Linked DNA regions of Mus musculus: all the other regions are linked to region 1. Evidence: chromatin loops called from intact Hi-C (ENCODE). Cell type or tissue: heart. All regions are shown on one strand. Region 1 holds the start of Cotl1 (coactosin-like 1 (Dictyostelium)). Region 2 has its middle 5.2 kb from the start of Meak7. Region 3 overlaps Usp10 (ubiquitin specific peptidase 10).

Region 1 (8,000 bases):
GCCTGGCTTGAAACAAAAATTTTAAAGTGAAAGCTACTAGAGGAACAGCCACTGGGTCAAGAAAGAACTTACCCTAGCTCTTCCTGTTTCAGGGAATCACTACCTCATGGAGGAGTCCATTTGTCCCCCACCAGCCTAACTCTACCACGGAGGCCACTTGAAGATTATCAGCTGCCACAGGACATGGAAATGGGAGAGAGTTGGGGGAAGGCTTTCTCTTCAGCCAGCACGTAGTCTTCAGTTCCCATGGTGGAGCAGACTCTTGAGATAGGATCTCACTTGAACCCAGGCTGGACTATGACACACCGTGTAGCTGGCACTTGCCTTGAACTTGCGACCCTCTTACCTCAGCCTCCTGAGTTCTGAGATTGTAGGTGTGAGCCGCCATGTCTGACTTTGAGACACGCACTCACATGGATCCAGGGCCTTATGCAACCTAGGCAAGCGACGCCCCCTGCTCCTGAGCGGCACCCACAGTGGGCGTGAGCTAGAGCACTATAGCGTAAATTCTTCCCCAGGTCTGGGCGAGAATTCTCTTCCAGAAGCTGATAGGTCTGTCCCTGCATCTTGGCTTTACCCATTCTGACCTGGCCCCAGTGGATGAGACTTAGAGACAGGGGGGCCCAGGGCTCTCTCTGTGGCTTCCTTCTAGGGCCACCCCACCCCCACCCCCGCCGGGGGATTCTGGTATAGACTGGCATGTAGGGAGGGAGGGAAGGAAATCAGGGCAAGCAAATCAGTCAAGTGTTTGCTCATGGAACACACAGTCCTGGTGCAAACTGGGGCTTCGCTTTGTGAGGCTGCTGCTGTGTGGGGTGTAGCAGGGTGGGCTGGGCGTGGGGGTGAGCAAGTGTGGTGGTGTTGGTAGTGCATTTCCCACTGCGCCTTTTTTTATTTTCTATACTGTCAGGATCTGTGTCTATTTCTGAAAGGCTCACCTTTGGATTTAGCAACTGTTCGTTTGCATTGATAGTTTAGCTTGTTATTTTATATATGATTTGAATAGACAGGCGGCGGCGGCGGCGGTGGCGGTACACCCCTTTAATCATCTGCACTTGGGAAGCAGAGGCAGGTGGATCTCTGTGTTCGAGGCCAGCCTGGTCTACAGAGTGAGTTCCAGGACAGCCAGAGATACACAAAGAAACCATGTCTTGAAAAAAGCAAATAAAATAAAATAAAAATAATTTAATTGATGAGTTGGAGAGATGGCTCAGTGATTAAGAGCACTGACTGCTCTTCCAGAGGTCCTGAGTTCAATTCCCAGCAACCTCGTGGTGGCGCACAACCATGAGGCCCCCAAGGTCTGGTTGCCTCAGACATGAGGACATCCTCATGCACACCGAGTGATGCTACGGAAGCTTGCTCCTTCATTTAAAGCTATTGGTTGAATAAAGATGCTACAGCCTGTAGCTGGGCAGAAGAAAAGGAGGCGGGGCTTCGGTTTGCCAGGCTCGGGGTCTGAGGAGAAGCACAAGGAGGGAAGAGAGAAAGACTCCATGGATAAATGATCATCGTGAGAACAAGGGCTGGCCAGTCAGAGTATGAGCTGCCTAAACAGAACATGGGAAGTTATATCTCAGGGTTATTGAGGGAAGTAGACAAAATAGCTCAGAGGGTAGATAGCTGCCCAGCTCTGGTGTTATTAAGGCTTATTACAAATATAAAGGTTTTGAGTCTTTTATTTGGGAACTATGTAATCAAAGGTGGGGTAGAATTCCTTGACTAGTTTTAGCTACAACAATATAACAATGCTCACAGAGGCCAAAGAGGGCATCAGATTCCTGGGAGCTGAAGTTACAGGCTGTTAGGAACTTTTAAATTTTATTTTATTTATTATATGTAAGTACACTGTAGCTGTCTTCAGACACACCAGAAGAGGGGATCAGATCTCATTACGGATGGTTGTGAGCCACCATGTGGTTGCTAGGAATTGAACTCAGGACCTCTGGAAGAGCAGTCAGAGCTCTTAACCGCGGAGTCATCTCTCCAGCCCTGTTGGGAACTTTTTTGTTTGTTTGCTTTTCGAGACAGGGTTTCTCTGTGTAGCCCTGGCTGTCCTGGAACTCACTCTGTAGACCAGGCTGGCCTCGAACTCAGAAATCCACCTGCCTCTGCATCCCAAGTGCTGGGATTAAAGGCGTGCGCCACCAACACCCGGCTTTGTTAGGAACTTTTTAACCTTTGGATGGTGACTGAACTCTGGTTCTCTGAAGAGCTCTTAATCATTGAGCCATGTTTCCAATCCCTAGTTGTTTTTTAAACTAACAAGTTATGATCATTAGAACAGAAAAGCAACCAAGCAAAAGACAAATCCCCAGTTCCGTGGGGCAGTTTGACTTGCCAGGTTTCACAGAGAAAAGAGTAAAGCTTTTAAGAGCACATTCCTCGAAAGTTAAGCACAATTTTCTAATATTTTTACTCATGTTCTGTTCTCAGTGCAGCCAAATGTTTGTACTGCTTTCAAAGTTCCTATTATTTTCTAAAACCAAACCAAACCAAAAAAAACCCCCATATCTTCTGCTCAGGTCTGACCATCCTGCAGCTGGCTGAGCCCCCAATATCATAGCATCCTAGGAGTCATCTCACCATGCCCCTCTTTAGATGTTATGATAATGTGCCGGCAGCAGGTGGGACTCTGCCACGTCGGATTCTACTAGATCTATGTAAAGGATTCCTCAAAGACAGGCTTCAAAGCAAATGGCAAGGAGACTTCCCACAGCTGCATAAAATCTGCGAAAAAGGAATATGGTCCTTGCCTGAAGTGTAGAGAGCTGTATCTTCAAAGTGAAGCCATGTGGGCACCTGCTACAGGGGTTGAAATCAACCTCATTTCAAAAGAAAAACTAAACAAAACAAAAACAAAACACCTGTCTTGTTCATGGTTGGTGATGCCAATAAATGGACATATGGTTTCCTCTCCAAAAAAAAAAAAGAAATTACACTTTAAAAAAATTTTGTGTGTGTGTGGGAGGAGGGGCACATTTCAGGGAGAACACAAATTATTTATTTTATTTCAAAGTTATCTGAAATGGGCCTGCCAGATGGCTCAGCCAGTAAGGGGGCTTGCTGCCAAGCCTGAAGACCTGAGTTTGATCCCCAGGACCCACACGGTGGAAGAAGAGATCTGACTCCCACAGTTGTCCTCTGACCTCCACATATGCACCCTGGAGCATGCCCACGTGCCTTCCACCCATGCACCCATAAAATAAACATGTCAAATGTCATGAAAAGACTCTGAGGTAGGCTTGGGGCTGACGCCTGCCCAGCCCTTACCAATACGCAACCTTAACCTTTGTGCAACCCTTGGGCTTCCACCCTGGGCTTCGTCGGAGTGGAACATAAGTAACATTGCCAACAGCCAAGAGCCCCAAGACTGTACTTTCAGTTCCCACTTAGGCAGCTTAATCCTTCCGACATTCCTGAGAGCCTCTTTGTAAAGCGTTGACAATTGGTGAGATCAGCTCAGGTTATAAATAGCCCTGCCTATAAATATCTCTTCCCAGGGAGGCACCTGTCTCCAGGTGCAGCATTTGCCTGGGGAGGGAGAGTCGGGTGTATGCTATGCCAAGGTGGGGCTGGGGGGGGGGGAGTCGGGTGTATGCTTTGCCGAGGGAGGGAGAATTGGATGTATGCTATGCCGGGGGTGGGGGTGGGGTGAGGGGGGGTGTTGGGGAAGTCGGGTGTGTGCTATGCGACCTGGCAGGTCAGCAGAGGAGAAACTTTTTTTCTTTCAATTTTTAGCTTCAAGGAAAATGAGTCTGTCAGGTTTCTGCAGGGGTGCAAATACAGCAGTGGATTACAATGGATGTTGCTGGTTTGTTTTTAAAGTTTTGTTTGTTTGTTTTATTTATGTATGAGTGTGTGTGTCTACATGAGTTTGTGAATACCATGTGTGCAGATGTCTCTAGACGCCAGAGGGGGGCCGGAAACCCTAACACTGGAGTTACAAAGGATTGCTTACCGTAAAATGGGTGCTGGGGATTGTACAGGGATCCTCTGAAAGAACAACCAGTGCTCTTAACCACTGAGCCATCTCTCCAGCCCTTGGTTCTTGTTTTTGTCTCGAGACAGAGTCTCAGGTAGCCCAGGCTGGCCTTAAACTGGCTGTGTAGCCAAGGATGACCCTGGACTCCTGATCCTCCATTCTCTGCCTCTTGGGGACTAGATTTTTGAGCCTGATTTTTGTCAGAAGATCTTACTCTGTAGCTCTCTGGCTGTCCTGGAACTTATTCTGTAGATTCAGCTGACCTGAAATATATGTCTCCTGCCTCTTTTTCTGGGGTCCTGTGGTTACAGGTGCAGGTCACCACACCCAGCCAGATTACTTTGTGTGTTGTGAAATTCTATGGATTCCAACTGAGGTCAAGGATTAGAGCCCAGCACATCTTGTATGTAGTTGTTTTATTGATGTTTCCTTAGCTGAGCAGACAGATGGGGTTTGTACTAATTAGAATTACGGTTCCCTGGCAAACAAACCTTTTACATGTTCATCCCAGTAGAGGGCGCCCTCAGCAAGGAGCAGAAAGAACAGTTGCCGCCCCAGGGAGTTAATTCCGTTTACTCACTTAGGTGATTGACACCATGGTGCCTAGAAGGTAGAGCTAGAAGCTGTAAGGTTGACTTCATTTTATTGATAGTAATTCCTTCCTTCCTTCCTTCCTTCCTTCCTTCCTTCCTTCCTTCCTTCCTTTTTTTCTTCCTTCCTTTCCTTTGTTTTTGAGGTAGGCAGGATTTTGCTATGTAGGTTTAGCCAACCTTGGCTGGCCTACAATTCAGAGATCAGTCTGCCTTCTCTGTCTTGGGATTAAAGTCTATGTACCACCATTCTTGGGTCTTTGGTAGTAATGTCTTAAGAATAAACAATATATTTGCTAGGCAGTGGTGGTGCACGCCTTTAATCCCAGCGCTTGGGAGGCAGAGGCAGGTGGATTTCTGAGTTTGAGGCCAGCCTGGTCTACAGAGTGAGTTCTAGGACAGCCAGGGCTACACAGAGAAACACTGTCTTAAAAACAAAAACAAAAACAAAAACAAAACAAAACCCCCCAAACCAAACCAAACCAACTAATCAAGGAAACAAGCAACAGGGGCTGGAGAGATGGTTCAGTGGTTAAAGCCCTTGCTGCTTTTCAAGAGGACCCAAGTTCAGTTCTCGGTACCCAGGTCAGGCAGCTCACAGTCCCCGGCAACTTCAGTTCCAGGGGGTCTGATGCCCTTCTCTGGAACCTTTTCATGTCTCTAAGGTCATCTGAAGGCCTGGCCTGGTGGCACACACCTGTACTCCCTGCATTTGGGAGGTGGAGGCTGGACCAACAGTTCAGGGTTATTCTCTGCTTCATAGTAAATTGGAAGCCTGCTTGGGCTACATGAGACCCTTTCTCAAAAAACAAACAAACAAACAAACAAACACAAAAACAAAACACACACACACACACACACACACACACACACACACACGAAGGGGAAAATAACCTAATCATCAAGGTGTTTGCCATGGAAGCATGAGGTCCTGATCTGAACCCCTGAACTCACATTTAAGAAATAATGCCACACAGTGGCTCTGCTTATTATAATCCCTGCACTGGGGAGGTTGGAGAGCAGTTGCAGCCCTGGGGTTGAATGGCCTGCCAGACTTGGTAAGCTCCAGGCCAGTGAGAGACCCTGACTGACAAGACAAGACAAGGTGAAAAGCATCTGAGGTCCTCTGCTTCACAAGGTCATAAGGGAGGGACACACACAGATAGCCACTGAACCTGGCCGGTCACACATGTCTTTGCGATTTGAGTGGAAAAAAGTTTTCATGGGGTTTTGTTTTTGTTTGTTTTTTTTTTTTTTTTCATTTTGAGGAAAGTAGTATTTTTTTCTTGGCAGCTTTGCCCCAATTGTGTGTGTGTGTGTGTGTGTAGTTTGTATTGAGATAATTTCATGTAGCACAGGCTGGCTTCAGTTATCTATGCATCTCAGGATGACCCTGAATTTCTTGATTCTCTTGCAGACAGCTCCCAAGTACTAGGATAATGGGTGTCTATCACTATGCTTCTTATTTATTCGAATATATGTATGTGGGGTGTGTGTGTATGCATGTGTATGTGTACACATGTGTGTGTATGTGTGCATGTATAAAAGAGTGTGGTTATATGTGTGTATTAAAGATTGTAGTGTGTGTGTATGCATGTGTGTGTGTGTGTGTGTGTGTGTGTGTGTGTGCGTGTGCAGATGCCTACAGAGGTTAGAGGAGGACATCAGATTCCCCTGGAGCTGTAATTACAGACATGGGTACTGAGAAAGAATCTAAAGTCCTCTAGCAGAGGATAAACCATCTCTCCTAATCTGAGACAGGGTCTTATTTTGTAGCCCAGGCAGGCCTGGAAACCAGTATGCAGCCCAGCCTGGTTGTCAATGTATAACCCTTCTTTTTTAACCTCTTGAGTTCTGAGCTGCCTGGTGAGGTACTGTGTCAAGACTTTTTCTTTTTTTTTTTTAAGGTGAGGTACTGAGAGAGAGAACCTGGGACCTCACAGATGCTGGCTCTTTGGGCCACACCTTCAGGCCTAAGGGTTTTCCTATCCCTTATACATGTTCCAGATCTTTTCAGTTTCTGTCTATGATCCGTTTTAGTCAATAGCAAACCAACAGTGACCTCTTTTGATGCCCGCCCTGGTTTCTGTACATCATTTCAGTTAAGGCTGAAGGCACCTGCTGAGGCTCCCTGAGGCTCGTCTTACCACGGGGAGAGAGCAGTCCTCTTGATAAGGTTTCAGAGCTTGCCCTATGGCTCGGGGCTGAGAATTACAAGCAGTTCTAGAGCTGGGCCTCCAGGGCCAGCCTTTCACCTGCCGGTAGGACAGATGGTAGAGGAGTAGTGAATGAATGACCCAGTAAGGGGGTTAAGGATGCCGCCCCATCCCGCCCCAGCACCCCACGTGACTGCAGATAGCCAGGCTACAAAGTCAACAGTGATTCTCTTTCCAAATGAAATGCTTCCTTCTTTCCACTTCTTCCCTTTCCAAATCCAAAGAGCAAACAAACACTGGGTTAGGGGCGCCAGCCTTGGCCAGCCTGGCTCATCTGAGTGCTGACTTAAGTTATTCTTCTGAAGGAGGGGGAGGGGTGGAGAGCTCTGCAGCCCAGCTCACTGGTAGAGGGAACGAGGGAGGAAGAGAGAATAAGAAGATTCGAGGGAAGATGCAGAGGAGAAGGAGGAAGGAGGCCTTAGGGAGGAGGGAAAAGGGGCTTGGGGTGGGATAAATAGGAGAGATGAGAAGGCGAACAAGGTAGAGGCTGAAAGAAGAGGAGAACAACGGCGTAAGGGAAGGAGAGGAATGGAGGGAAGGAGAGAGGGAAGGAGGAAGGAGAGCGAGATCGGAGAACACAGAAGGTGGTGGAAGAAGCGAGGGGCTGGGGCCCACGGAGTGGGGAGGGAAGAAGGCGGAGGAAGGGAAGACGAGGAGGAAGGGCCCCCCTCCAGCCCTCCGCGGAGTTGCGCAATCCGCACAGACTGGGATTGGCCGCCGGATGTGCGAGACGCCCCGCCCCCGCCTCGCCTGACCAATGGGAGCGAAGGGGCGTGGCTTTCACGGGAGTGGAGTCCCCGCGCGCGCTCTGGCTCTGCAGTAACCGCGGGCCTCTCTCCGAGGACCTTAGCTTGCTGTTGCGAGCGGCCACCTCCCCTGCCCACTCTCGGAGCCCGCTCGACTCTCGTAGCGGATCAGGGACGCGTTCACTGGTTCCGGCAGTGTCCTCGCGGCGGCCATGGCCACGAAGATCGACAAGGAGGCGTGTCGCGCGGCGTACAACTTAGTGCGGGACGACGGCTCGGCGGTCATCTGGTGAGCAACGCCGCGGGGCCGGGGAAGCCAGTAGTGACCTGCTTCGTGCCGCTCGCCGCCGCCGCTCACCTATGTTTCTTTTCTTCCTCCAACCCAAAGGGTGACTTTCAGATACGACGGCGCCACCATTGTCCCCGGCGATCAGGGAGCAGATTACCAGCACTTCATCCAGCA
Region 2 (8,000 bases), 61 kb after region 1:
CTTTCTTTCATGCACTGGGTATTTTGCAAACCAAACCTCCTTCAAGCTTTTTTCCACTGACCTATGCCCCAAGTGTTCTCCTCCCCCCCCCCCCCACTCGCTTGCTGTTTATTTTGAGACAGTGTCATTAAGTTGCCCAAGTTGGCTTTGAACTTTCAATCCTCCTGCCTCAGATTCCTGAACTGCTCGGGTGATGATAGCCCCAAGACCTGGCTGAAATTTTCTTTTTTCTAGTCTCCCCTCAAACGTTTGATGATAGCCCCAAGACCTGGCTGAAATGTTCTTTTTTCTAGTCTCCCCTCAAACGTTTGACAGTTTACTGTGCTTGTGTGTTAGAAAGAAAGTGCCTTGTTAGTGTGTGTGTGTGTGTGTGTGTGTGTGTGTGTATGAGAGAGAGAGAGAGAGAGAGAGAGAGAGAGAAAGTGAAAGTGTGTTGTGTGTGTGAGAGGGTGAGTGAGTGTGTATGTGTGTGTGTGGTATGTGCACACCATGTGTGGTGTCTAGGATGTGTGTGTACTGAGGTGTAAGTGCGGATCTGGGCTTATCTTCACACTTCACACTTCAGCCTGTCACTGGAGGGTCTGGAGAGATCTGATGCCAGGCAGAACCTTTCTCAGAGAGGAGGTGAGAAGTGGGGGCACTCTTGTCTTAAGCATCAGGAAGCTGTGCTGAGGTCTGCACTAGAAAGGCTTGCTGTTGCTGGGCAGTGGTGGCGCACAGCTTTAATCCCAATACTCGGGAGGCAGAGGCAGGTGGATTTCTGAGTTCGAGGCCAGCTTGGTCTACAGAGTGAGTACCAGGACAGCCAAGACTATACAGAGAAACCCTGTCTCAGGAAAAAGAAGGAAAGAAAAAGAAAGAAAAAAGGAAAGAAAGAAAGAAAGAAAGAAAGAAAGAAAGGGGGAGAGGGAGGGAGGGAGGGAGGGAGAGAGAGAGAGAGAGAGAGAAAGAGAAAAGAAAAGAAAAGAAAAGAAAAGAAAAGAAAAGAAAAGAAAAACTTGCTGTTCTGCTGGCGCGCTCCCCTCCCTTGCTAACTCTCTGCTCAGCTGGGGGACTTACCTACCAATTCCCTCAACATACTCCATTAGCAGAGAAGGTGGTGAGGCTCCCTGGTCACAGCCTGGAATAGCAATTTGTCTGAAGTACCCAGGCAGGCTGAGCGCTACCCTGTTCCATCACACCAGACACTCAAGGTGGGCTCAGCCAGGTGAGCTTGCCCGAATAGCACAGCTGAGCTTTGAAGCTGCATCTGGGTGTTTGAGCCGCAGGGCTGCTGTAGAGCAGAACCACAGACGGGCAGCCTGAGACGATACAGTATATCCCCCCTCCTGTCCCTGTTCTGAAGTCTGATCAATGTGTGGGCAGGGCTGGTTCCCCCTACACTTCTCTCCAGGGCTGACAGATGGCGTCTTTATGTGTCTGCCACAGTCGCCTGCTCCATCTGACCTGCCAACATGCCCAGACACTGTCTGTGAGGCAGTGGGAACAATTCAGCGTTCTGAACAACACCCCTGGCTCAACCGTTTTGTGCGGCTGACCCCTCTGCTCACTTTTACCTAATTGCCATGCGGGGGGGGGGGGGGGCTGCTTCAGCTCTCCTCCCTGCGCACAGTGGGTACTCAATAGCTGTGCAGATGGAGGGCCAGTCATGCGACTTTATAGACCTGGTGGTCCCCAGGTTTCCCCTAGGGAACCTAGTAGCATCTGGGGTCTGAACTTCTGCTTGTGGGCCAATGAGAGTACACGTGTGTCCACGCGCATGCGGAGACCAGAGAACATCCACGGTGTCGTTCCTCAGACACTGCTGACCTTGTTTTGTTGAGATGTGTGCTGGCTTGTTTCTGCTCCGCCCTCTGGAGTTGGAACTCTGAGCACACACTACCAAGTCTGGCTTTTTTTTTTTTTTAAACACAGGTCTGGGGATCAGAACCAAGTTCTCCTGTTTGCATGGTAAGACCCCTACCAACAGCGCTCTCCCCAGCTCCCACCCAGGAGCCCTGCCAACATCTGAACTCTAGAGAGAAACAGCTCACACATCTCATGGGGGGGCATGAATTCCCCCAAGTTTCCTACGCTGTGTAGTTAATTTGTGTGGTGTCTCTTCTAGGAGTTCGGGCATCTGGGTGCAGTTCCAGCATGGACTCCACATAGATAAAAGCACTGGGGGGGCAGAGCAAGCAGGAAAGGCATTGGGGTGGGGGTGGGGCAGAGCAAGCAGGTCTCTCTGGCAATAGGATAGGTTTTTGTCCATTTTATCCAAGGCTGCCCCATCTACACTCCCGGGGCAATGACTGGACTAGCCCTGTGTGTCATACCCTTTGTCTGTCCTGATTTGAATATTGTGTGTCTGATGTAAAGTTCCTCATGGGGGAAACGGTGTGAAGGGTGTGTAAGACCCTGCAAAATTATATTCAAAACTCCCCAGGAAGTTGGAAGTTGTTTTTATTTCAACATGGTCTTAAAATCCAAGACATTTTAAAGTCTTTGAAAATTTTAAGTGCGCACTCTCTCTCTCTCTCTCTCTGTCTCTCTGTCTGTCTCTTGCTCTGTGTGTGTGTGTGTGTGTGTGTGTGTGTGTGTGTAGGTCAGGAGTCAGTACTCTCCTACTCTGTAGGTTCAGGGGCTTGAACTGAGGTCATCAGGTTTGGTAGCAAGCCCCTTGACTCACCAAGCCCTCTCACTGGCCCACATTTTAAGACCAACGCTAGTGTGTATTTCCCCGTCACAGCCCCAGCTCAGTTCTTCCCATAGCCAAGTTCAGCTCGCGGTGGCCTTGATGTCGGCACAGCTGTAGCCCTCACGGTGGCTCTCTGGCATGGCTACCCTGGGACAGAGTGGCTATGCTGCCTCCCCCATTTGCTGCCTGCTTGGTGGATTAGCTACTGCTGCTCTTCCAGCCATGGCCCCTGAATAGGAACGATGAGGCTACCCAGCCCCCTACAGAGTTGTCTGAGGGATAAATGAGACCTTTCTTTCCCCATCTCTAGCCTGGGTGTGGTTCATTTTGACCACTGGGCCAGAGGTTGGATCATCTCATTTAACTTGAATGCCTACCTGACTCTTGGTGGCCCTAGCCACCCTGGCCCTACTGTAGAGAGTTAGGCAGAAGGGAAGAGGACACAGCACAGAGGTCTCACGAGCCTCTTGTGAAACTGAGCACTTCCTCTGCTCTCCCAGGTCTTCGCTTGGTGGCTGGTGGGTGGCTGGCCGCTCTTGGCCGTATAAGGCCATGTCTCCTTTCTGTGCCACAGGTGAATGAATAGGCAGCCACAGGCCTCTCTTAGCAAAGCCACAAGCTCTCCCAGCTGAGCCGCGCACAAGGGGACTTCAGTGACTGAGCGACTTTGTCACCTTTTATGGCTTTGGAGGAAGACAAGAGGCCCGGGTTTCACAAAACAGAAGCAGAGTCTCACCCTGTGAGATGTGTGGGCTGTACTCAGAGTGACAACACAGAGCCAGCCTTTGCCGGGTCACATGGAGAGACAGATTAGGAGGGCTGGAGACCCTGCGGGGACAGCAATGGGATGGAAGGCAGAGAGCTCTCCAGGGTTCTCCCCTGCTCCCTGAGGGGTCTACCCATGCCCTGGGTGGTGGGCACAGACATGTGCTGTCCTGTTTCTCCACTCAGAGCTGGGTGAGGACTGTGACTCTCAAGCTTTGGCGGGGGTGTGTGTGTGTGTGTGTGTGTGTGTGTGTGTGTGTGTGTGAAAGTTACAAGGGGGCCAGAGCGGAGGTGGGGATGAGGGACTTCTTCTAGGCATAAAGGAAGGTGCTGGGGGGAGTGGGTGTGGACAGATGTGGGGGATCCGGTAGGTTGGGGCTCTGATAAGGAGGCTGGCAACGCTCGTATATGCAATGTCTTTGGAGGCAAGAAAAAGGTGTTGGGTCCCCTGAGAGCAGATGCAGATGGCTGTGAGCTGCCCTGCAGCTGTCCTAGGCTGCTTTGTGGGTTCCTCTTTCCTCCGCCTTTCTCCACCTTTTTAATTCCACTCTTTCAGCCCCCTAACACAAGATGAGAGAGGAAAAAAGGGTAGAGAGGAAAGGAAAGAGACCCCTGAATAAAGTCAGGGTTCAGAAAGGGGGGTGACGTTAGTTAGACTACCTCCTGCAGATTAGGGACATAGGAGCTCCTCGGGGGAGTTTGATCTTCGCTGTCAGGATATCTAATTTCTTTTCGTTGTTGCTTCTTTTGCACACAACTGCTTAACAAACTGATACCAACAGCAACCACCACCACCACCAACAACCAATCAACAACCCACCGTGTCTCATGGGGGCCTAGCATTTATATACCCTCTAAAAGGCCCCCAGAATTTCAAATAGCAATAATACAGAAACTATCTGCAGCTGGCAAATCGCAGTCAGCTGCTGTGGACAGTCTGAAGCAGCCCCATATCTCACACCTGGGATTAAAATGAAAACATATTTTCATATTTCTATGTTTTTCAAAGAAACCAAAACTCCAAATTAACCACCACACTGCCATGTGGGTGCTGGGAATCAAACCCGGATCCTGTGGAAGAGCCATTGCTCCAACCCCACCTTCTGTACTCTTTTTAAAACAAACTATCACAGCCATGATTTGAGACCTGAGGCTGGCATCGAACCCTGATCTACCCGTGTCATCTTCTGAGTGCTGGAATTACAGGCATATGACATCAGGCCCTGCAAAGCCAAGTTTTTTGCTTTTTAAAAGACAGTGCTGTAGTAATTTATTCTGCAGCAAGCATGCGCGCCACCTTGTGGACACAAGGCTATATGGCATTGTTGTACCCAGGAAGAGCTCTCCCAAATGTTTGAGGGGCAGAAAGTGGAGGGGTCTGTCACCTGCCCTCTGGTGACTCCTTATACAGGGGAGGAAACCTTCTGGAGCAAGGTCAGGACTCCTGAGCAGCAGCCTCCGTCTGTACCTTGAGTTAGACACAGAGCTGATGCATCCTGTTGTAACTGACCTTAGATAGCATTTGGGGAATAGCTTCATTTCTTGCCATGTCCCCCAGTCTTGTTTGGGGATGACTAGGACCGACTGCCTCTCCCTTAAAGAGTCCCCCATCATCACCCCCACCTCCATTCCCACCACAAGACTTTTCCTATATATTTTTTTCTGTCAACCTGTAAGTAGCCAGTTCCAGAGTCACTACATTGATAGCAATTCCAATCCATTAAGATCTACAGCAGGCCAGGTGCAGGGTCTCCCCTTTCTTCCCCTGAACCCCCAGAACATGTTTTTGTTTTTATTGATGTTTTGTTTCATAGTACTGTTTACTATTTGATGGTGTTGGGGTGTGTGTGTGTGTGTGTGTGTGTGTGTGTGTGTGTGTGTGTGTGTTTTGTGACAGGGTTTCCCTGTGTAGCCCTGGCTGTCCTAGAACTCACTCTATAGAGCAGGCTGGCCTTGAACTCAGAGATTTACCTGCCTTAGCCTCCCAAGTGCTGGGACTAAAGGCATGGGCAACCACGCCCGACTGTTTGTTTTGTTTTGTTTGTTTCTAAGAGATCTGTTACATTCCACACTGCCTTCGAACTTTTCACATAGACAAGGATGACTCTGACCATCCCTCCTCTATGCTCACAGTATCAGGAGCTGGGTTCTCCTGAGATGCTCTCATCTCTAGGTCCTTGTCTTAGGGTGTTACTGCTGTGAACAGACACCACAATCAAGGCGACTCCTATAAGGACAACATTTAATTATAGCTGGCTCACACGTTCAGATTTCAGTCCATTATCATCAAGGTGGGAGCATGGCAGCATCCAGGCAGGCATGGTGCAGGAGGAGCTGAGAGTTCTACATCTTCATCTGAGGGCTGCTAGCAGAAGACTGGCTTCCAGGCAGCTAGGATGAGGGTCTTAAAGCCCATGCCCACAGTGACACACACACTCCAGCAAGGCCACATCCACTCCAACAAGGCCACACCCACTCCAAGGCCACTCCTCCTCCAGCAAGGCCACACCCCCTCCAGCAAGGCCACACCCACTCCAAACAAGGCCACACCTCCCAATAGTGCCACTCCTAGGGCTGAGCATATGCAAACACTCACACTCCTGGACTCAGTCCCATCCACAGAGGTCGTTGGCTATGGGAGGTGACATGCATATAGGAGCTAGGGATTAAGGCAGAGCCATCTTTGAGAGCATGCAACTTTGCTCTGTCTGAGCCTGGCCCAGGTCTCCCTCTGCCTCTGACCTCATGGTCTGCTTTGGTCCCCTCCTGCTGGCCTTATGCTCCCAGATTCCACATGGCTGGTGGCTTCCCATTGAAGCCAATGGGCTCTCACTATTTGGCTCCTACTGCAAAGGTCCCTTCATGGACTAACTCTAGGCAGCAGGCGTGCCTGTCTCACTTTGAGCAGTTGGTCACATCCTGATGGCTAGGTGCTGGCACCTGCTGAGGGGACAGAGGCAGGGCTGACAGGTGCCTTTATGGGAAATAGATAAGAAAGTACAGCCAGACCAAACAGTCACAGAGGTAATGGAGACGCAGAAGACAGCTCAGGGGTCACGGAATGGGAAGGTCTGACTGAGGCAGTGTGAGACTGTTTGGCTCAAGGGGGGAGCTGGGCAAGGAAAGGCTGAGGAGTTCCAGGCAGTAGCTGAGGCTGACTGTCATGAAGGGAGGAGGGCAGCCCTGGCTGACATTAGAAATTTGATAGCAGGTGAGTTTGAAAAAAAGGGGGAGGGGCATCTTATGAACCTCAGAAGGAAGCCTTGAGAGTCTTTCAGGGAGGGTTGTCATGGTGACAGTTTTGTTAGGGTGGCTCTGGCCACTAGACACAGAGTTAGGATGGCAGCCGGCCAGGCAGGGTGGTCCAGTGGGCAGAGCAGTAAGACATATGCAGGCAGCGGCCAGGAATGAGGGTGCAGGGAAAGAGACCTCTCCCTACAGTTTTCACACCTGGCTCTGATACCTTGAGTTGTGATCCTTGTCCTACGTAGCAGAATTCTCCTGCCAGGGCTCTGCCCAGCAGAAAGATGTCCGTGCTGGGTTACCTGCTTCAGAGTGGGAGAATCCCAGGACTGAGCCATTCTCAGATGCCTTTCTCAGAGGTTCCTGACACTTCGAGTGAGTCCCCTACTCACCGCGGGGAGATCTCACAGGACCTCTAGAAGCAAGGCTGAACAACGCCTGTCATCCCAGCACCCGGGAGGTGGTGGCAGGACTTAAAGTTTGGAGACACCTCATCTCAGAACAACAGCAAACACTGAAAAACCACAGGGTCAGGCTCAGTGGGTAAAATAGCTTGCCACCAAGTCTGATGACATGAGTTCAATCCCAGGCACCCACAAGGTGGAAGGAGAGATTCAACTCCCACGAGCTGTCCTCTGACATACATGCTGTGGCATATGATGTGACAGTAGCTACGAGCTCCAAAAATCCAAACCCACAGAGCATTCCCTTCTCTGGAAATGACTGCCAACCCACCATGTCATGTTACAATGGAAAGAGCCCTCAGTTTGGCACCAGGACTGCCTCTGTCCCAGCTGTGTGTTCCTGGGAAAATCACTTAACCGCTCTGAACCCTAACTCAGCATAGGGCCCTGGCTTCCCATTATGAAAGGCCTGGAAAGGTGGTTGAGCCGTGACAGGGAAAGTAGCATGCTTGGATGAACTCTCAACCCTAGACATCCAATTGGATCTTTATAACCTAACTGGTTTCTTGCTAGAAGCCCCTGAACCTCAGCTCCTCTCCATGTCACTCGCCCAACCTGCAGCATATATCCACAGCCACACCTCCGTCCTACCCTCTCCCCTTAGTTTATACATGCCAGGTGGGAACTGAATGAAGGAGTAGGCACTAAGGGGAGGAAAGGAGCCTGACACATTTTCATATGTCACAGACTGGTGACCCATGATGCCCTGGAGGACTCAAAGGCTGTCCTGGCTGCCTCAGCCTCACTCCTCCATGATGGCCCTTGTAGCCCAACTTCAGCTCGAGGCTCTGCCCACTGACTGGTCGTTTTCCTAGGGGCTCATAGGAGGGTGGTGGTGGGGGATCAAGTCA
Region 3 (8,000 bases), 84 kb before region 1:
GAGGCACACACAGCACTCAACCCTTCCTGTGGACAGAGCGCTACCCACCCAGCAGTGCAGCCTCAGGGAAGGCAGGCGTGAAGAAGAAAGCAACAGGGGCTTGGCCTGTATGTGAGGGTATACTTACTTCTTTGCTGAGACTTACAAGAGCCAGCGAGCGGGCCCAGCACACTCCTAGGATAATCTCTACTCGTTTTGAGTTAGAACTCTCAACTAAAGTGAAAGTGAACCGTCAATCACCTCGACAAATATGTACGTGACAACAATTTTTCTTACCTCAACAGAAGAGCGGGGAGTCACAAAAAACTGATTGAATTCATCAGGGCTGAAATCGCCAAAGATATACTGAAACAATAAAATAAGAACACTTGATTACCTACAACATACACATGACTTATTTTGTAAAAGCCACATATTTTATGTGTTTGTCTTAGGAAGCATCTATACTAGAATTTTCCAAATCCTTTTCAAGTAAGGAGTGAGGGACTACAAGCTAAGGTTCCTAGGGCAGGCAGTATTTCCCCATGACAAGCAAGAAAATGTCATCTAGCCTTTTCTGTAAATTGTCAAAGAACAAATTTGAAAAAGCTTATTTTGAAGCAAATCAAGTTTAGTCCCAGCTCCTGCCTTTGGGGAATCTTCCTGGTTCCCCCTTTTCGCCTCCACTTAGCTTTCTGCTGAGTCATGTTATTACCTACCTCCATTTTATTTTTCCCTGCCAAAGGATAGGACAATTCACTGGGCAATGTCAGTGACCCTGACTAACAATCTCAAGAGAGATGTGTATTTATTATAGACATAAAGTAGAACGACGGGACTCCAGCTTCATATTGCTGTGAGTGACCTTAACTCACAGGATCTAGTACAGAACGGGTGACTCTGCTACATGGCCGCCAGCTCCTAAGAGCTTCAAGAAGTCTGCCACTAACAAGTTATCACTATGGAATTTCCACAGCATGCATACATGCATTCATTCAGCCAGCCAGCCAGGCAGCCAAGTACATATTTATAAGACTCAGGCCTGGGTCCTGAAAACAAGCAAAGCTGTCTCTCCAGCTCTACTGCAGCTTAAAAAATCTAGAAGTAGCCGGAAGGTGGTGGCCCACACCTTTAATCCCAGCACTCGGGAGACAGAGGCAGGCGGATTTCTGAGTTCGAAGCCAGCCTGGTCTACAGAGTGAGTTCCAGGACAGCCAAGTCTACAGAGAAACCCTGTCTCAAAAATAAAATAAAATAAAATAAAATAAAATAAATAAAATAAAAAATTCAGAAGTAACTTCCAGGGAAGTTTACAAACCACATCCTATAACCAAGTAAGTAGAAAATACTCTTTTATTATGCAAAAGCGCTGTTGGCGGGAAGAGTAACAAGGAGACCACCCTGAGGCTACTGAGCTGTGTCTACTAAAACCATGGCAAACCCTGAAGACAAAGCTGTCCTCTCCCGTTGTGCACACATGTCCTGGGCCACAAGCTGACAGTGGACAGAAGACAAAGCTGTCCTCTCCCGTAGTGCACACATGTCCTGGGCCACAAGCTGACAGTGGGCCGCCGTCACGTCACGGTGGAAACACTGAGATCCCACACAGTCCAGAGTTTTCTCATGAAATGCTTTCTAACTCAGCCTCTTACCAACTGCAACATTAGCCAATTGCTCACAGTATGAGAAAGCTTATATTAACATCACTCACAGAACAGTGTGTGAGAAGGAAACAGAAGACCCACAGTATGAATGGTGAACACCAGACTAAACTCAAATCACTTATTAAAAACTTCAACTGGTGTGTTTAGTGGCAGAATCGATGTATATAGCAACCAGGAGGTTTTAAAAACTAAGAAACTAAATGCTGACGTCTTACTTCCACAGAATTCCATCCCATAAATATGTTACTCAACGTATAGTTAACATCCTCAAGGAGCAGGGGTGTGGTTAGTTGTAAAGCACACGCGGGCCTGACATCTATGGGAAGTTTCTAAATCCCATTAAGAGAACTATGGTGACAGACAGGGATGGATACAGTGAAGCCAATGAAACTCAGAGACACCAGAGAGACCACACCTCCCTCTCAAGGGAAGCAACACTCAGAAAGCCTTTTGGGTCCTCTTAGGGATAAGAACTAACTAACTAACTAACTAACTAACTACTAACAATGTAGGAAAGATATCTATGGATGAGAATTAAATCAGTGTGACTTGTTAAAGTTATGGGTGTCTCTGACCTGCCTGATGTGGGTGCTGGGAGCTAAACCCACCAGAGCAGCAAGGGTTCTAACCACTGAACCATCTCTCCAGCTCAGAAATGTTCACTTACATTTCACTTGGAAACACACTTTCTAATTTGTTCACATACAATCCATTTTTTTTTAAAAGAAATGGTTAATTCAGAAAGGGCTAAATCTTGGAAATGTGCAGTCTGACTGCAGAACCCAGGCTCCCTCCTGGAGGGAGAATCAGGTGACAATCTCTCCTGGACTTTTCACTTGGTTCCTTATTTGGTGTCACTTGAAAAAGTCTGCCAGAGTGCTTTTCTTGCAAATAATTCATACCAGGACATGGTGGCCTTTGCCTTTAATCCAGGCACTGAAGAGGAAGATGGGTATCAGATTATCTAAGTTCAAGGCCACCTAAGAGGGCCTGTTAAAGACAGACAAACTGCTGATCAAAGAGCCCACCCCCGCACACACATGATGCGAAATAAAAATGCACATATTTGTTCAAAAGCTCTGGACTCATGACCTAGCCGGGTCTGACAGAGCTCTGGTAGTGTTGTTAGTAGGGTGTACTATTTTAGAATTTTTCTTTTTAAATCATGTTTTATTCAAGAAACTGACTAGGAGCTGGAAACATGGCTCAATGACTAAGAGAAGATACTCCTGAAGTTCAATTCCCTATGTCTGTGTGATGTCACACAACTGTCTGACTGTCTCTATCACATTACATTCTTCAGGCCGCCATGGGCACCAGGCATGCACCTGTTACACAGACATACATGCAGGCAAGACAGAAACTAAGTATAGGATGGCAGTATAGCGCTTGGGAAGCAGAGGCAGGTGGATCTCTTGAGTTTGAGGTCAGCCTGGTCCACAGAGTGACTTCCTGTACAGCCAGGGATGTGTAGAGACCACATCTCAAAATTCAAAATACAAAAGGGAAACTGTGTGGGTATAAAGAACAGAATTCACAGGTCATGCGTAAATCCACTGCTGCACAGGCACCACTGTGTGTGTGGTGAAGACCTCAGTTATATCCTGCTGAGAATCCATCAAAGGACACAGTAGGGCCTGTTAACTGGAGCTATGCCACACCAAACATCATCTGGTGACTGACAAGGAGACAGCAGGGCTGCTTGCAACTCCATCCTGACTCCTCCCTTCCCACTGGTTCCTGTGCATCAGTGAATCCCATCAAGACGCACACAGCACATCCCCCTGCCATGAGATCTATTTTCATGAGGTATTTCAGTGAGCCATTACACCAACATATACAACGTCTTGCTTCGGTTTTGTAGCTGAAGCCAGCAGGCGAGGTTCTAACATCGGTGCACTGGATACGCTAGTTCCAGGCAATCCAATGCCTTCTTATGGCCTCCAAGGGTACACATGTTGGCAAAAACACTGTGTGTGTGTGTGTGTGTGTGTGTGTGTGTGTGTGTGTGTGTAAATAAAATAAATATGAAAAAAACACTTAGAACTTCCCGGGATGATTCATGGACCATGTTAAGCGCAGATATCACATGCCATCCCTTTTAAAGGCTTTACAGCCATGCACACCATTGAGAGATCACTCTAGAGATGGCTCAGCAGTTGAGAGCACTGGTTGCTTTTCCAGACGACTGGAGGTCAACTGCCAGCAACCCCAAGGTGGCTCACAAGCATCCGTAACTCCAGTCCCAGGGGGTTCTACTTCTGATTCCTGAAGAGCACGTGGTCCATAGACACTTGTGCAGGCAAAATACCCACATAATAAGTTAACTAAATTAAAAATACTGGGTCGTTCTGAAAAGGCCTTACCATTATCACAGAGTGCTTCCTATCGGACACATTTTAACAGTTTACATTTCTAGGAAGGTAAAAAGGGAAATTACAATATGCTGATAAACTGCAAAAGGCAGAGAAAGCTCCTGGGAGTGGAAGACAGGATTTACAAATTTAAGAAAAGACAGGGAAGAAAGACCAAGACAAGACATTCTGCTCAAAAATCTTCTCTTCCCAGGGAAGGCGGAGAGGTGACCCAGGCTCACTGCAGAGTGCAGACCAGTATCACAGGACACTTGAAGACTGCCATCTGTGTGACACTAGGGGGCACTGGAGAACAGCATTCCTCAGTCTCTAAGCTTCCAAAGGGGCTACTGAAACTCAACGGAGGGTGTGTTGGCTGACCTAAATTAACGCTCTTTACCTTTTGAAAAGGTCCCTGGTAATATGAGGTGGCTCTGAAACAAGTAATCAGCTAACCCTTTGCTCTTTTCAGTAGTTCTCAGTATCAAGGGAGATGACCAAACCGGACAGTTACCCACTGCAGTGCACAGCTAGGCAAGCAGCCTCTCTACCTGGGAGGTCAGGGCCATCATGTGAGGCAACAGAGGCTGTGAGGGAGCAAAGCCTCTCTGCAGAGGACGAGCTCACCCGCCAAAGCTCCAGATTTCTCACCAACTACAAGAGCTCCTGGGCCTGACTAGGAGTAGGAAGCCATGGGTAGGACTGGGGAGGTGGGGGTGGGAAGATGGGGGTGCCTGGCATTGATGAGGCTCTATGCTGTGCCCCAAGCATGGCAAACACAAAACAACACAAGCAAAACACAAGCATAAACAAGAAAAGAGAGAAACATGGACATGCACACATCACACCAATACCTACCTGCTCAACACTCTAAACCTTAATCGAAAAAAGGCCAGCACTGAAAAGGGGAAGTAAGCCAGGCACTGTGGCACACCTTTAATCCCAGCACTTGAGAGACAGAGGCAGGCAGCAGGTCTCTGAGTCAGAGGTCAGTCTGGTCTACAGAGTGAGTTCCAGGGCAGCCAGGGCTACACAGAGAAACCCTGTCTCAAAACAAACAAATATTGGGATGGGACCTAGAAAGATGGTTCAATGGTTAAGAACACTGATTCTTCCAAAGGACCCAGTTCAATTCCCAGCACCCATATGACAGCTCACATCATCTATATTAACTCCAAAGCTGGGGCTTCTGACACCCTCACACAGACATACATGCAGTCAAAGCAACAATGAACATAAAATAAAAATGATTTACAAATTGTATTTAAAAAGTCTACTAGAAGCTGGGTGTGGTGGCACACGCCTTTAATCTTAGCAGAGGCAGGAAGATTTCTGAGTTAGAGGCCAGCCTCGTCTACAAAGTGAGTTCCAGAACAGCCAGGGCTATCCAGAGAAACCCTGTCTCAAAAAAAAAAAGGTCTGCTAGACAGTGGTGGTGCACATGCACACTCAGGAGGCAGAAGGTGGCTCTGAGTTTGAGGCCATTGTAGTCTACAGAGGGAGCTCTAGGACAGCCCAAGGCTAGACAGGAAAAAAGTCTCAAAAAGAAAAAAGGGGAAGATGCTAAAGCCTACACTAACCAAGAAACCACTTACAATTGGTAGCTGCTGGGGAAGAGGCAGTCACTTTCCCCAGAGTGTCTGTCACTGGGTCCACCAACTACTCAACCCCGTGCCTAGGCAGACTTGGTCAGCACAGAACAAGTTCTGTGACTGGTTTGCTTGTTTGTGGTTTTTGTCTTAGTTTTTTTGTTGGGGGGTTGAGGGGGAGAGAACATGATGTTGGATAGGCAGGGAGGTGGAGAGAATCTGGGAAGAGAAAAACATCAAAATAGAGTGTATGAGGAAAAAAACAAAAACAAACCATAAAAAAGTCAGAGAGTAAGGTAAGGCCAACTGCCTGCAGCTCCGCTCACATGGGACGCACAAGCTTCCCAGGGTGCGGGGAGGGGGACAGTGTCACCACTGTCCCACACAGGGCGGTAGTAATAAGCCTCAGACTGAGTTGTACCCAAAGGAAATGCATTGGGTTGCTACACATTTCAAGGTCGATGCTAACTGGCTTCAGTAACAGCCACACTAGACAAATCACACTCTGGAGAGAGTGGTGTGATAGCTTGGGGGACACCTGAAGGTGACACTGCAAGCCGGGAGTTTCACTGATGTCACAATTCCCCCAAGTGAACTGGTGAGACTGAGGATAACGTGAGCAGATACTGAAGACTCAGGACATCAACCCTCAATGGCTGTCACAAGGCAAGCTAACTGCAGGCTGGTGAATGTTACAAAGGGCAGGAGCTACTTCTCTGAGCTGAGGGTCCGGGCACAAGGGAACAGTCATTAGCATTACAAGTCACTCACAGAGTGGCACAGAGTGGCACCCAGCTTTGGAAAGTGCGGGTTTTGGTTTGGTGTCTATTTTGTTTGCATATTTTATTCCAAGTACTAAAATCTTGTCAGGCTTTCAACAGGCTGGCTGCATATTCTTGGTATTTTCATTGAAAATTTGAGCTAAATTGTTGCTACAGACGCAATCTCAAAATTAGAAACCATGATTCATGTAACAAAACCCCACTGTTAGCAGCTTCCCAGTCCTGTCTACAGAGCAGCAATGGATGCTCACAGAGCTCTCATCACACTAGAACTGCTAACAAACACAAGTGGACAAATGGAGAAGTAAGTCCCACGTACTCTCTGCTGTACACCTTGAGGCTGGCCTGAAGAGAAGCGGGAAAAGAACCATGTAAATAAATAAATAAATAAATAAATAAATAAATAAATAAATGTGGGCAGGTGCAGTCCCGGGCAGGTACCAGCAGATAATAGTGCCTCCAACAGTGGGAACCTCTGGGCAAGGAAATTATTCTGTATTTGGAGTTATGGTGGGCACACGTACTGTACAGGACTATAGCTCAACACACTGCTGTCTGCCAGTTCATTGGGATGGCCGGCTCTCCTTGAAATCCTTACACCAGCCCTAGGCCAAGACCTCACCAACTAACTACTGATGAGTGCCCATCACCCCCACAGTGTTAATTCTGCACAGGCAGGCACCCGCAGGTGCCCCCAGGTCTACAGGACTCCCCACTGAATGGAATTGCTGGATCAAAACCAACAAAAGTCCCAATAGCTGAAGGTCGGCTGCCCGGAAGGAAGTCACAGCAACAAGCCTTCAGGCCATGACTGACCTGGCTTGCTGGCTTCCCCAAAGGTTGGTTTTACACCCCAAGGATCTAGAGCAGCTGATGAAGAAGCACACAGCTCTTCCCACTTTAAGGAGGAGGTCAATATCGAACCTCTCCAGTGGGGAGGAGTGGGAAAGGCTCAGCAGGCAAGCGTGCTTACTGCCAAGCCAGACAATCTGAGCGCAACCCTAACTTTTACTTTAGCACTGGCTCTCCAAGTTGTCCTTTGACCACCCAGGTACAAATAAGTAAATGTTAAAAAAAGAAAAAAGGAAAGAAAAAGTTTTTTACAGTATACAGAGTAACCCTGTCTCAAAAACAAAACAACATAAAATAAAGTTTTTAGGGGCTTCAGAAATGGCTTAGTAGTTAAGATCACTGGCTATCCTATCTTACAGGCTCAATTCCTAGCACCCACACGTGTCTCACAACACAGCCACCGATAACTCCATCCCAGGGGGTTGGATGCCCTCTTCTGACCTTAGAGAGTACCATGGGGTGTGTGTGTGTGTGTGTGTGTGTGTGTGTGTGTGTGTGTGTGTGTGTTATCTTGTTTTGGGAAGTCTCCAGAGGGAGTCCGGTGAAGCTGAGGGTCTGAACCTTCAGAAGAGACGCAATTGGCCGTCAGTGCTGCTTCTGCACAGAAGCGGGAAGCGGGGAGCCCCTCTTAGGCTTGCTTGCAGCACACAGGCCAGGCCTGTAACAACTCCCATCAGTGCCTGGGGTGGAGTCCAGCCCTCATCCCAGCTTTGAGACACTGAGCTGACTGATTCTGACTTGCTTGGGTTCAATCTCTGACTGGGGTTAACCCCAGGGTCT

The links. A loop is a pair of places that touch in the nucleus more often than their neighbours do. Peaks named below come from ENCODE experiments on the same cell type or tissue, not always from the same donor. Only the 100,000 strongest peaks of a DNase experiment are listed, where the experiment ranks them.
Region 2: it touches region 1 in a loop (8-fold over the local background); 37 of 42 quality-filtered maps call a loop at or near these places.
Region 3: it touches region 1 in a loop (2.2-fold over the local background); 7 of 42 quality-filtered maps call a loop at or near these places.

What each region holds. Positions count from the first base shown.
Region 1 is chr8:119,840,150-119,848,149 of GRCm38, reverse strand. Cotl1 (coactosin-like 1 (Dictyostelium)) reads left to right here and starts at 7,571. Exons shown (of 4, transcript NM_028071.3): 1 at 7,571-7,826; 2 at 7,926-8,000. The coding sequence starts at 7,750. In heart, a CTCF peak has its summit at 4,493 (motif pointing right); DNase peaks (open chromatin) are centred at 3,299, 6,849 and 7,539; H3K4me3 peaks cover 1,377 bases; H3K27ac peaks cover 1,646 bases; H3K27me3 peaks cover 252 bases.
Region 2 is chr8:119,779,629-119,787,628 of GRCm38, reverse strand. No RefSeq gene overlaps it. Among named protein-coding and RNA genes, the nearest start is that of Meak7, 5.2 kb to the right of the region's middle. In heart, no CTCF peak of the experiment used is centred here; DNase peaks (open chromatin) are centred at 3,308, 4,758 and 5,928; H3K27ac peaks cover 1,311 bases; H3K27me3 peaks cover 1,108 bases.
Region 3 is chr8:119,924,194-119,932,193 of GRCm38, reverse strand. It overlaps Usp10 (ubiquitin specific peptidase 10), which reads right to left. Exons shown (of 14, transcript NM_009462.2): 2 at 277-345. Among named protein-coding and RNA genes, the nearest start is that of Usp10, 18 kb to the right of the region's middle. In heart, CTCF peaks have their summits at 4,288 (motif pointing right) and 5,488; no DNase peak of the experiment used is centred here; H3K27ac peaks cover 418 bases.